Regions from separate parts of the Homo sapiens genome. Here region 2 is linked to region 1. Evidence: chromatin loops called from intact Hi-C (ENCODE). Cell type or tissue: Caco-2. All regions are shown on one strand. Links, peaks and the distances in the headings refer to the core of each region. The heading gives the core; the rest is flanking DNA. Region 1 has its middle 47 kb from the start of SYT7. Region 2 overlaps SYT7 (synaptotagmin 7).

What was found. A loop is a pair of places that touch in the nucleus more often than their neighbours do. Peaks named below come from ENCODE experiments on the same cell type or tissue, not always from the same donor. Only the 100,000 strongest peaks of a DNase experiment are listed, where the experiment ranks them.
Region 2: a loop joins it to region 1, with 4 times the contacts of the local background. A loop is called at or near these places in 10 of 110 quality-filtered maps.

Annotation. Positions count from the first base shown.
Region 1 is chr11:61,625,404-61,630,768 of GRCh38, forward strand. It overlaps the pseudogene RPLP0P2. Among named protein-coding and RNA genes, the nearest start is that of SYT7, 47 kb to the left of the region's middle. RefSeq lists enhancers at 761-1,323, 1,324-1,884, 3,240-4,221 and a silencer at 2,754-3,048. In Caco-2, for the core only: a CTCF peak has its summit at 2,934 (motif pointing left); DNase peaks (open chromatin) are centred at 1,538 and 2,898.
Region 2 is chr11:61,514,230-61,519,594 of GRCh38, forward strand. It overlaps SYT7 (synaptotagmin 7), which reads right to left. Exons shown (of 13, transcript NM_001365809.2): 13 at 1-4,502. The coding sequence ends at 4,398. Among named protein-coding and RNA genes, the nearest start is that of LRRC10B, 8.2 kb to the left of the region's middle. In Caco-2, for the core only: CTCF peaks have their summits at 2,882 (motif pointing left) and 3,082; no DNase peak of the experiment used is centred there.

The DNA.
Region 1 (5,365 bases), core at 223-5,222:
CTCCATCTCAAAAAAAAAAAAAAAAAAAAAAAGACGTATAAAATTCTGAGGTTCTTCTTTCGAGGCTAATTCCTTTCCTGTATGTGCTTAGGTTATGTTCATCTGAAGGAAAACTTAAGAAACTGTGTGGTAAACTATAATATAGAAGTTTATTTTTCTCTCGAGTAAACAATATTTGGAGGTTCTGGTCCAGGGCTGGTGTGGCAGCTCCACAAACATCAGAAACCCAGATCACTTCCTTCTTGTGGCTTGGTCATCCTTAACATGGGGCTTCTACCTCATGATCCAAGATAGCTGCTCCTGCTCGAGCAATCACATGCATATTCCTTTCCAGCAGAAAGGGAGAAGAGGTAACAGGGTGCAACCTGCTGCCTCTGAGTGGCACTTCTTCTTACAACTTATACACATGGCCATACCTGGCTGTAAGGGAGGCTGGGAAATGTAGCTTGTATTTCAGGGGGTTGTTTGCCCAGCAAAAATCAGGGGTTCCGTGGCAAAGAAGACAGAACAGATGTTGGGGAATAGTTATAGTCTCTGGCACACCATGGTATTCCTCCATTCCACGGGGAAAGATGGCCATGTACTTTCTGGTACTCTGCTCCAGGTGACCTTGTTCTTGTATGTTACATGTTCTTGTGTGTTACTCTTTTTTTTTTTGAGATGGGATCTTGCTCTGTTGCCCAGGCTGGAGTTCAGTGGCACAATCTCAGCTCACTGCAACCTCCGCCTCCCAGGTTCAAGCGATTCTTTTGCCTCAGCCTCCCGAGTAGCTGGGATTAGAGGTGTGCACCACCACGCCCAGCTAATTTTTGTATTTTTAGTAAAGACAGGGTTTCACCATGTTAGCCAGGCTGGTCTCGAACCCCTGACCTCAAGTGACCACCTGCCTCAACCTCCCCAAGTGCTGGGATTATAAGGCGTGAGCCATTGCACCCGGCCTTGTGTGTTACTCTTTTTTTTTTTTATTATACTTTAAGTTTTAGGGTACATGTGCACATTGTGCAGGTTAGTTACATATGTATACATGTGCCATGCTGGTGCGCTGCACCCACTAACTCGTCATCTAGCATTAGGTATATCTCCCGATGCTATCCCTCCCCCCTCCCCCCATTGTGTGTTACTCTTAACTCCTCACCACAAAACCAGAACGGCCCTGAGACCAAGACTCAGGTCTCCAGAACAAAGCCCTTAGCCTGACATTCAGGGCCCTTGGCCACTGGGTCTCAGGAACTGCCGCAGTCCCTTGCAGCCTGTGTCCAGCCTCTCAGAGCCACCTGCCTGCTCCATTCCTTGCTTCCCCAGACTGTTCCTTCTGCCTGAATGGCCCTCCTGGACCTCCAATGCCAGGGGCACTCCTATCCAACCTCGAAGAGATTGCTCTGTCAGTGCAGCCTTGCAGGGCCTCGCTGGGGGAGAATCAGAATTCCTTTCTCCTGCCCTCCCTTGGGCTTCCGGAGCCTTCCGTCATCCTCTATTTATAGTTCAAGTCAGGTGCCCCTGGACATGTTGCTGGGAGGGAAGGGCCTCAGCTGGGAGAGCCGGTTCTGTGACCTGCTGGGGAAGGGCTGGGATTTTCCAGGATGCCTCCTCTAGCCCTATAGTCCCCTTGGCTACCTCTGTCTACGGGGAAATGGAGCCCCCTACCTGGACAGCCTTAATCCGGTGCACCTGGTGGCTGCTTGTCTCCTTGGCTTTGCTGTGAGCCCTGGGGCCTGGGGATGGGCTTCTCTCCAGCCCTGGGCCTGCTCCTGCCTCTGCTGTGGTGAGGTGACCTGAGTAACGGGTTGGGTTAGGTGGTCTCTATGTTGGTAGGGGTCTCAGTAGGGTCAGGCTTGCTCTAGGAGAGAGTCACAGTTGCTAGAGTTGAGTATAGAGGGCAGGAACCAGCTGTAACTTTGCAAAGCTCTGTCCTGGGATGCTCGGCTTCCCTCCTGTTGTCCTCCACCTTCCAGAAAGCCCAGCAGGGAGAGATGAGCACTGTGTCCCCAAACTCAATGTCACTGTCACCTCCCCTCACCCAGCCCAGCCACTCCCCGTCAGCTCCAGACCAACTCGGAATACTCGGGAAGGTTGATCCTTCGACTTCCTCAAGCCATTGCTCAACATCCCCCAATCACAGCCTCCCCAACTCCCATCTCCAAAGGCCTCCTTCCTCCCCAGATCCCCGGCTGTCACCATCCTCATTCTTCTAACAAGCTGACAAACTTGAATTCTGAGCGAGCATGACCTGGGGTCTTGGGCCTGAGCCGCAGCCCTCTGCCTCCACCCCATCCCCCACTTACATGCCCACTTTCAGATACAGACACGGACCCTGATGCCAAGGACATCCACTGGCTGAATGCCTCCTCCTGCCCTTTCACGAGCTCCCATGCCTGGCCCTGACTACCTGCACGCAGCCCTGGACCCTCAAGTGACTGTAGGAACCCCCTCTACGAGACTCAGCCCTTTTGCCACCAGTGGGACTTGCAGGCCCAGCTGACCAGCACCTTCTTGCCTGCTGTGGGCCATGTGACCGACGGAATCCCACCACATCTGCCGTGAGCCTCGCCTGAATCAGGACCAAGTTTAGGTTTTCAGAATCAGACGGACGTGACTATGTGACCTGGGGCAAGTGACTAACCCTCTCTGAGCCTCTGACATTTATAGCTGACTCCAATCTGATACATGGGCTCCCCAGGGGCCTGAGGAGGGAAGGTTTGAAACCTCACTCTTCCCTCCCTTGCCCTTGGAAGGTGAGAGCAGGAGGCTCCTTCATGGAGGTGGCTAGGATGGGGAGGGAGGACCAGGAAGCTTCCTGACCTTGCCCCAGGAGCTGGCAGCCCCCAGTCCCACCTTGTCCAGAGATCACTCAGGGGAAACCACTCTGGCTGAGGGATTCAGGTGCTGGTGCCAACTAGGAGAAGCAGTCTAGGGCGCCTCCCAGTGGACACCAAGGGAACGTCTATTCTGGCTGGCCCTTGGTCCAGCCCTGTGATTTTAGCCCTTGGCATGCAGTCAGGCTCCAGTACTGACCCCAGCACCAGCAGTGGCAAATTGCACCTCATTTGAGGAATCTCAGTTTCCTCTTCCACAAAACGGAAATAATGATAACATCACCACACAAGACCACAGTGAGGCTTCCTTCGGACGACCCAGGCGACCCGCCTTCCACACTAATGTTTTCCAGGTCTAGAGAGGCCAGGGCTTGCCTGGGGACCACAGTGAGATGTGGTGAGGAGCCAGGGGTTCAGGCTCTCAGGCTCCTGGTCCACTGCTCTTTCCACTGCTGGGAGGTGCCTCAATGTAACCTTGGACTCTCCAGGCCTATTAACTCCTCCGTGTAGCTCTGGAAGTTTTCAGATGTTTTAGTGCTATTAACATGCCTGTCCCAGGAACAAGCTTACAAATGCATCCAATTAACCTTCTGCCAACAATTCTGGGACGTGATTTCTTTTCCAGCCTTTGCAGGGAGATCTCTCTTCCCATCTCCTTCCTGGAAGACAGAAGCCTTGTGCGAGCCCCTTGTGTGATGTCACCCCAGCTAGGGCCACCGGACGTTGGTCCTCAGCAGGGAGACTTTGGGTCCTCCACCAGGACCCAGGGCTGACCTGCATGGCCAGGCCCCATGGCCTGGGTAGAACCTTGTTTCTGCTCCAGGTAAGGAATTGCAGGGGTGAGGGTGTGTGGAGGAAAGGGGCCTCCACAGTGGGGAAGGGGGCTACAGAGGGAATCCCAGCCCCAGCCCCAGCCCCAGAGGACCCATTTATTTGCTCTCTAACTGTGGTGAAGGGGCCCTTTCTGAAATGCAAGCAGCTCCCGAGTTCCTCTACGGCAGTGTCGGGCTGGTGCTGGGCATTGAGCGGGGCAGGAGAGGAATTCAGCCACGCCAGGTGCTGTGGCTGTGCCGCGGGCTATTTTCACGTAGGCCGTGTGTTCCTCCGGAGGTGGCTGGCCGTGGGGCTCCTGGAATTGTGGGCTGGAGCCCTCCTGCTCCCTCTGGCTGGGTCTCTATTGCTGTAGCCCCTAGAATCACCTCTTACAGCCTTGAAAGGCCCAGGGGGACTTGACTCTGAGGCTAGGAACCCTCGGGTGGGAGGGACGTGTTCATAAACACATGCACACTGTGCCATACTAGCTTTTAGACAGACAAAGACAGAGACTGGGTGACCACATGACCTTCAGGACTCACACAACAACACACACACACACACACAAGGGTGAGGGCAAAGGAGAAGCGCCCAGGCAGGCCCTGGGGGAGGGGGGCGGAGAGCCAAGGGTATGAACTGTGAACAATTAGTGGGAGCCATAGGGCCCCTGGGGGAGCAGAGAAGGAACATGTCCCCCTTCCCGACCGGATGGCCTTGCCCAAGGCCCCCACCAAGCAGTGGGGGGTGGGGCAGGGGGTGGGGAGTGAGGACAAGGGCCTGAAGCTGGTAACCTGCCCCTGGGCGAGATGGCTCTGGGAGGCGATGGAGACGCTCACCCCCTCCCTGCTTCCCAGCTGAACTGGACTTTCACAGTCTCTCTGCTCTTTCCTCACCGCCTCTTCCCACCCTCACCTTTCCCTCTTCTCCCAGCTCACCTAGCCCCTGCCCGCACTGAGGGGGACATAGCCCCCAACACCTCCTTGGCTTTGCAGATGCTATCCCCCTTGCCTGGAATCCCCCTGCTGCCACCGCCTTTTGCCTTCACCCCACTCTCCTGACAAACACCAGCTCACTTGCAAGGCCCAGCTCAACGCCTCTTTCTCTGAGAAGGCTTCCCACCACCTCTCTCCTCCTGGCAGAATTCATCTGTGTTCCCCAGTGCTCCCGGGGCCCTTGCACAGACCTCTGCGGCTCCAAAGGCTTCCTGCTGTAATACTCTGTGCACACAGCTGAATCCCTGACTCCACTCTGCTGAGAAGGTTGTGCTTTTTTCTATTTTGTACCGAGGGCAACGGGAGGCCATGGAACAGTTTCAAAGGAGCTATGCAACAGGATTAAATTTGTGCTTTGAAAGATCACCGGGGCAGCCGCGTGGCAGACGAAGGCAGGGAGAGGACAGAGGCAGGGAGAGGACGGAGGCAGGGAGAGGGTACAGGAGGCTTCTGTCATTGTCCAGAATGGAGTCTCAGCCGTGGAGACGGAGGTGGAGGTGGGAGAGGTGGAAGGATTCCAGAGATATTTGGAGGAAAGCTTCCCCCTGGCCAGTGGTCCCCAAGCCTGGCTGTGCACCCAAATTCCCCGGGCAGATTTTAAAAAAATAGGTTTCTGGGGTCTACTCAAGATGCCCTTAAACGGGATCTCAGGGGCTAGAGCCAGAATCTGTTTTTTTGTTTTGTTTTGTTTTGTTTTGTTTTGTTTAGATGGAGTCTCACTCTGTCCCCCAGCCTGGAGTGCAGTGA
Region 2 (5,365 bases), core at 263-5,262, 110 kb before region 1:
ATGGAGAGCGCCTGAACAGAAGCTCTGGCCAAGGGAGCCCCTGAGGCTACTTACCTGACCCCGGGGCTTCCTCTGATCTCTGGAACAGAGATCAGAAGTGATATCTAAACCAGGTTGTGGGAAATGAGGGACAGACAGCTTTGGATGGGGTACTTAGTGCAGCTCCGGGAGGCAGCTGCTGGCCCCAAGTGCTGGGAGCAGAGGGCGGATGGGATGGCCCGCTTCACTCCTGGTGGGGGCAGGGGCCAGCAGGTGGACACATGACAATGGGGATGTGCTCGTTCCTTTTGTGCCTGTGTCTGAACCAGATGTAGCACCTTCCTTCTGAAGTACCCTGAGAGCTGCGGGGGCTCAGCTTCCCCTGGGCTGGGTGGGGAAGAAAGGGCAGGGGATGGGGATGGTTATTGCTTTGTTGTGGCCAGAAGAAACAGGTGGAAGGAAAGAGCTTGCCCAGGGCCACAGAGGCTGCAGAAGGGATTACAACCCAGCTTCCCACACCTCAGGCTGGAACCTGTTCTATTGAGTGGAAGAGACTTTTCTAATCCTAAAGAATGAAACTAGAAGAGGGCTGAGAGAAGCCGCAGGTCCAGCCAACAGACACAGAGCTCATTGTCTTTCCTTTTCCCACCTCAGGGACCAGGAAGGAGGCGCTGGCCTGAAACTACAGTGGCCCCATGGATGGTGGTGGGAAAGCTGGAGCGTCCCCCTTTGGTTTGTCTGAGCTGCCTTGGAGGGTGGCAAGTGTCCTCTGGGAACTGAGGGAGGGGACGTCAGGCTGGGTGACCCTGGAGGGCACCCCTGAGGCCTAGAGAGGACTCTACTCCCAAAAAGCCTTGTGTCAGGCCTGATCTGGGAGATGTAGCTGCCTCTCTGCTTTCTGGGAAGCCAGTGGGATCATATTCTATAGAGATCTGAGGATGGCTGGACACTCGGGAAGGGCCTGGTCACCAGTGAAGTCAAATCCCAAAGGTGACACACTGAGGGGAGGCTCAGCCCCGGGGCCCCCATCCCCTTCACCCCACTGCCTCTGCCCCCAGGGAGGTGAGGGAGGGCTGGGACCCACGGAGGAAACAGCCAAGGCCCTACTTTTTCACGATCCTTTATTAATCAGAACAGGCCTTGCCACAAAAAGCAGGGCCCATTCCCACAAAAATATGATTTTGCAAAGAGGAAATCTTGCTGGCTTAGAGGGTATGTGTGGTGGAAAAATTTTGTATGGTTCTTTTTTTCCTGTTTTTTTTTTTTCTTCAGTTTTTCTTCATTTCTCTTCGCTGCAAAATTTTTTTTTTTGTGATGGTGGGTTTTTGTTTTATTTTTTATAAAACACTTGCACTCAAGAACATACAAACAGTGGCCACCAATCCCCACCCCTGGGGCTCCGGGGAGCCCCCCTGGCTTGTTTGTGGCTGTTTTCCTCTGTCCCTTCCCTGGCATCTGGTGCCAGAGGGCAGGTGCGGGGGTCCTGGGGCGGGTGGAATTTGTACAGCACTTTCATGGGGAGATGGTCACAAGAAAGGAAACCAGGACAAGATAAGGACTAAGTCTAGGGCACCCACAAAGATGGCAGACGAAGCCCATGAAAGGGCCTGCGACAGAGTGAAGAGACGGATGGGCCTGCGTTGGCCTCAGCTAGCTCTGGAGGCTCTGTGGGGGAGGGGCAGGTGGGCCTTGCAGTCAGGATTCGGTAATTACACTTTGCTCACGGGTAGCACCTTCGGAGTCCTCCTGCCTTGACCCCCAGGTCAGGTGATGGTGGCCTCACAACCTCCCCTATGAGGTAGGTGAAGTATTATTACCATCATTTTACAGATGGGGAAACCGAGGCCCAGGGAGTGCGGGTGACTTGCCCAAAGTCCTGGGATGGTGGCAAGGCTCCGGTGCCCTCCCCCCACCCTCAAGTTCCCCCATTCTCTGCTCTCCTATTGCCCTAGACCGCCCCCGCCCCATCCCATACCACCCTTACCTCCCGTGCTAGCCTACCCGGCCCTCGGCCCACCGCTTGCCGCCCCAACATAGCATCCCAGAGCTCCACCTGCACGTGGTGGTGGTGGGGCGCTGGGGAAGCCCAAGCCTGGTCGCTAATGTGCCTGGGTGGGGTCTGGTTGGGAAGAGACCCCTGCCAGGAGATGCTCTCTGCATAGGATTGGCTAAGAGCTCTGTGGGCGGGGCTCGGGAAAAATGGGGAGCCGTTGCCCCGCCCACTCGATACAAGTTGGTTGGATCCCCAGGGCGAAGGCGCCTGGAAGGTGGGGGCTGGCTCACTGGGCGGTCTTCCGCGGGGCAGGCGGGTGGTGGGGGGACAGGAAACCGAGGCGGATCCAAGAGAGGAGTGGAGAAGGGCAGATCCCCTCCTCCGCTCAAGACTTCCCACCACACTCTCTCCCACGTCCACGAGGCCTCGGGGTCGCTGCCCTCCCGTCCCGGCTGGGGGCCGCTCCCCAGCCCGCCAAAGAGGAGGATGCAGTTGGGGCCGACCCCATTTTAAGCAAAGCTACAATATAGAAACATTTGGATTTACAAGGAACGTGGGTGACTATTTGCTTTACATTAGCATTCTTCACTCTACAAAACGATTCACCTACTATGTATGATGTTCCTCCAGATCCCAGGGAGAGGAAATGGTGGGGGTGTGCGATTTAATTTCAGAAAATTTCGGTATGGGCAAAAGGCGACCCGTCTACTGCAGCAAGCAGAATGCTCAGCTCAAGGGGAAGCCGTTCGAAGGAAAATGGTTCCCAAATGCCAATGGTCTCCCCACGCCCTGGATGTGGGGACCCTATCCAGAGTCCCCTTCTTCTCTTTGGGGTGTCACAGGCCCATCCAGAGTGGAACTGGGGGCTAAGACCACGGCCACAGACTGTGGGGGCCTGGCGCCACCTGGCGGTAGTTCTGGGAATGTCAGGCCCAGGCTCGTGGACCCCCAGGATTGGAGGCTTTGTCACCAGCTGGGTCTTGTATCAATACCAGGACCAGCGTGGGGATGAGAGGGCTTAAGCAGGGATCAGCCTGAAATCTGCCGTCTCCAAGGGGAAGCCAGTTTTAGTCTCATCAGTGGCCGAGGCAGAGAAACCACAGCTTCTTTGTGTGTGGCAACCTCAGAACTCACAGAATCCTGGTCTTTTCCCTGCCTCCTTTCCCTGCACTGTGAGTGAGTCGGGCAGAAGGAGCTGCTCCCGGGGACCAGGGAGTGGGGAAGGGTGAGAAGACAGTCCTGGAGAAGGTCAGGTGATGGACGATCAGAGACCACGCACGATGAGACGGAATGAATGGAAGGTCTACAAGCATTGGGGGATGGAGGGGTGGAGGAAAGAAGGGTGGAGGTCTGCACAGGCAGGGAGAGATGAGGAAGGGCAGGCAAGCTGGAAAGCATGGAGAATAGGGCAGATGTGGCTGCGTATGAGGTGTGGGAAGCTGGCGGGGGGTCTTTTGATGAAGGAGTTAGGGCAAAGCTAGTCGGGGCTCGGGACCCCCTGAGAAGGAAGGGAGATGAGTCCTGGTGGAATGCTATGCACACAGTAGGTGCCTAAAAGGTGTGAGTCAGTGTTCAAGAGATGAAATTGCTGAGGAGGGAACTACTTCAGATTCTGAGCAGAGGGGGGCACCAAGGGGAGAAGGGGAGGAGACGGGGGGATGGCAGGAGGCAGCCCAGTTCTCAGCCCAGCTCCAGCAACTGCAGCTCTTCTGTTTCTGACCTCTGCCTCACCCGACCCCACTCAGCCCTATGGGCCTCTCCTCTCACACCCCCGGCCTCCAACCCTGCCTGGCCTTCACAAAACCTGCCTTCTCTGTATAGTCCTCCGCATTTCCAGGCCTCTGTCCCCACGCACACACACAATGGACACAACACGAGTACAAAGGGCCACAGCTCCAGGACCCAGGAGCGGGCTATATACTATCCTCGACATTCAGGGCCCAGCCGGCACCTGAAACTGCCCTGGGGATGGGCCTCTCCTGGCCAGGCCGGGGCCAAACGCCTCAGCCTCCCCTCCCCGGGTCCACATCGGGGGCTGGAGAGGGAGTGGCCTCTCTCCACTCCAGGTGCTGCCTTAAAGAAAATGGGGGACCATGCCCACCTGGCGGGCCTCTGGAGGGGTCTGCCTGTCTGGCCGTCTGGCTCTCGAGCTCCCCCAACTTCTTTAGTATTAGTAAGTCAGGAAGAAAAGGGGCAAAGCAGGAAAATGCCTCCCAGAGCCCCTTCCCCGGAGCTGGACTGTGGGGGATGGGGCTGGTACTTCCTAGAAACGGGGCCCAGTTGAGTCCTGGGACCCCTCCCTGGCTGAGCCCTCAGGGTCCTCCCCTCCCTATGGCAGGGGGCTCAGGCCGGGCGTTGTGCATAAAGTGGTGAGGGCATGATGGGGACCTGGGCCCTCGGCCCCCTGGGCCTCCCTTGGCCCCACTCAGGCCTTCAGCTGGTGCCACTGGGCCACGGGCTGCCGGGGACGGGCAATCATGTCCTTCCAGTGCTTCACCTCCCCTGGCCCGCTCTTCCAGGACAGGTAGATCTGGGGAGAAAGGGGAGACGATGGCATCGGCACAGGCTCCAGGGCACTGGCCCTTTCCCCCACAGGGGTGACACCCCAACTCCACCATGATACCCTAGCCTGTGGCCCCCCAGCCTCCACATGCTGTGACAACCTACCCCACAGAGGCGCTCTCCTCCCTCCCCCAGTCAGCCTGATCTATTTTCCTGGTTGTCTACCCCCACACCCCCAAGCCTGGGCACGCCAGGCCTCTCGGAATTAGACTGCCAACCTATTTTGCAGTGGGGTCTGGAAGGTGGGGTTGGAGGCAGCTTGTCTCCATGGCCTTCCCTGCCCTATCTGTTGGGTGATGTCCAGCCCCCCTGAATTATAATCATTCCCAACTCCTGGGCACTTGCTACATGTGAGTACTGAGCTAGGGACTTCATACACATAGATCATCAAATCCTACAACTGTGAGGTAGGATTATATGATTATCTCCATTTTTCAGATGGGGAAACTAAGGTACGAAGAGTTAAGAGACTTACCCACAGTCACAGGGTTTATAAGTGGTGCAGAGGGATTGAAATCCAGGTCTTTGGAGCTCTATGCTACCGGCCTAATCCTGCTTCGCAGCCTCACCCGGCTGCATGCATGAATCCCTCCGGAACCCCCAGGATTGGCCCAGCTGACCTCAGCTTTGGGACTTGGGGGTGATTAAGAGTATGAGCATTGGAGAAAAAACAGGTACATGGGGCCTTCTATAGGACACCCGGCCAGTATTCCTTAAGACCGTTAAGATCATAGAGAATGGGAAAGACTGAGAAACTGTCAAGGGCCAGAGGGGACAGGGGAGACATGCCTATTAAATGCAATGTGGTGTCCTGGATTGGATGCTGGGACA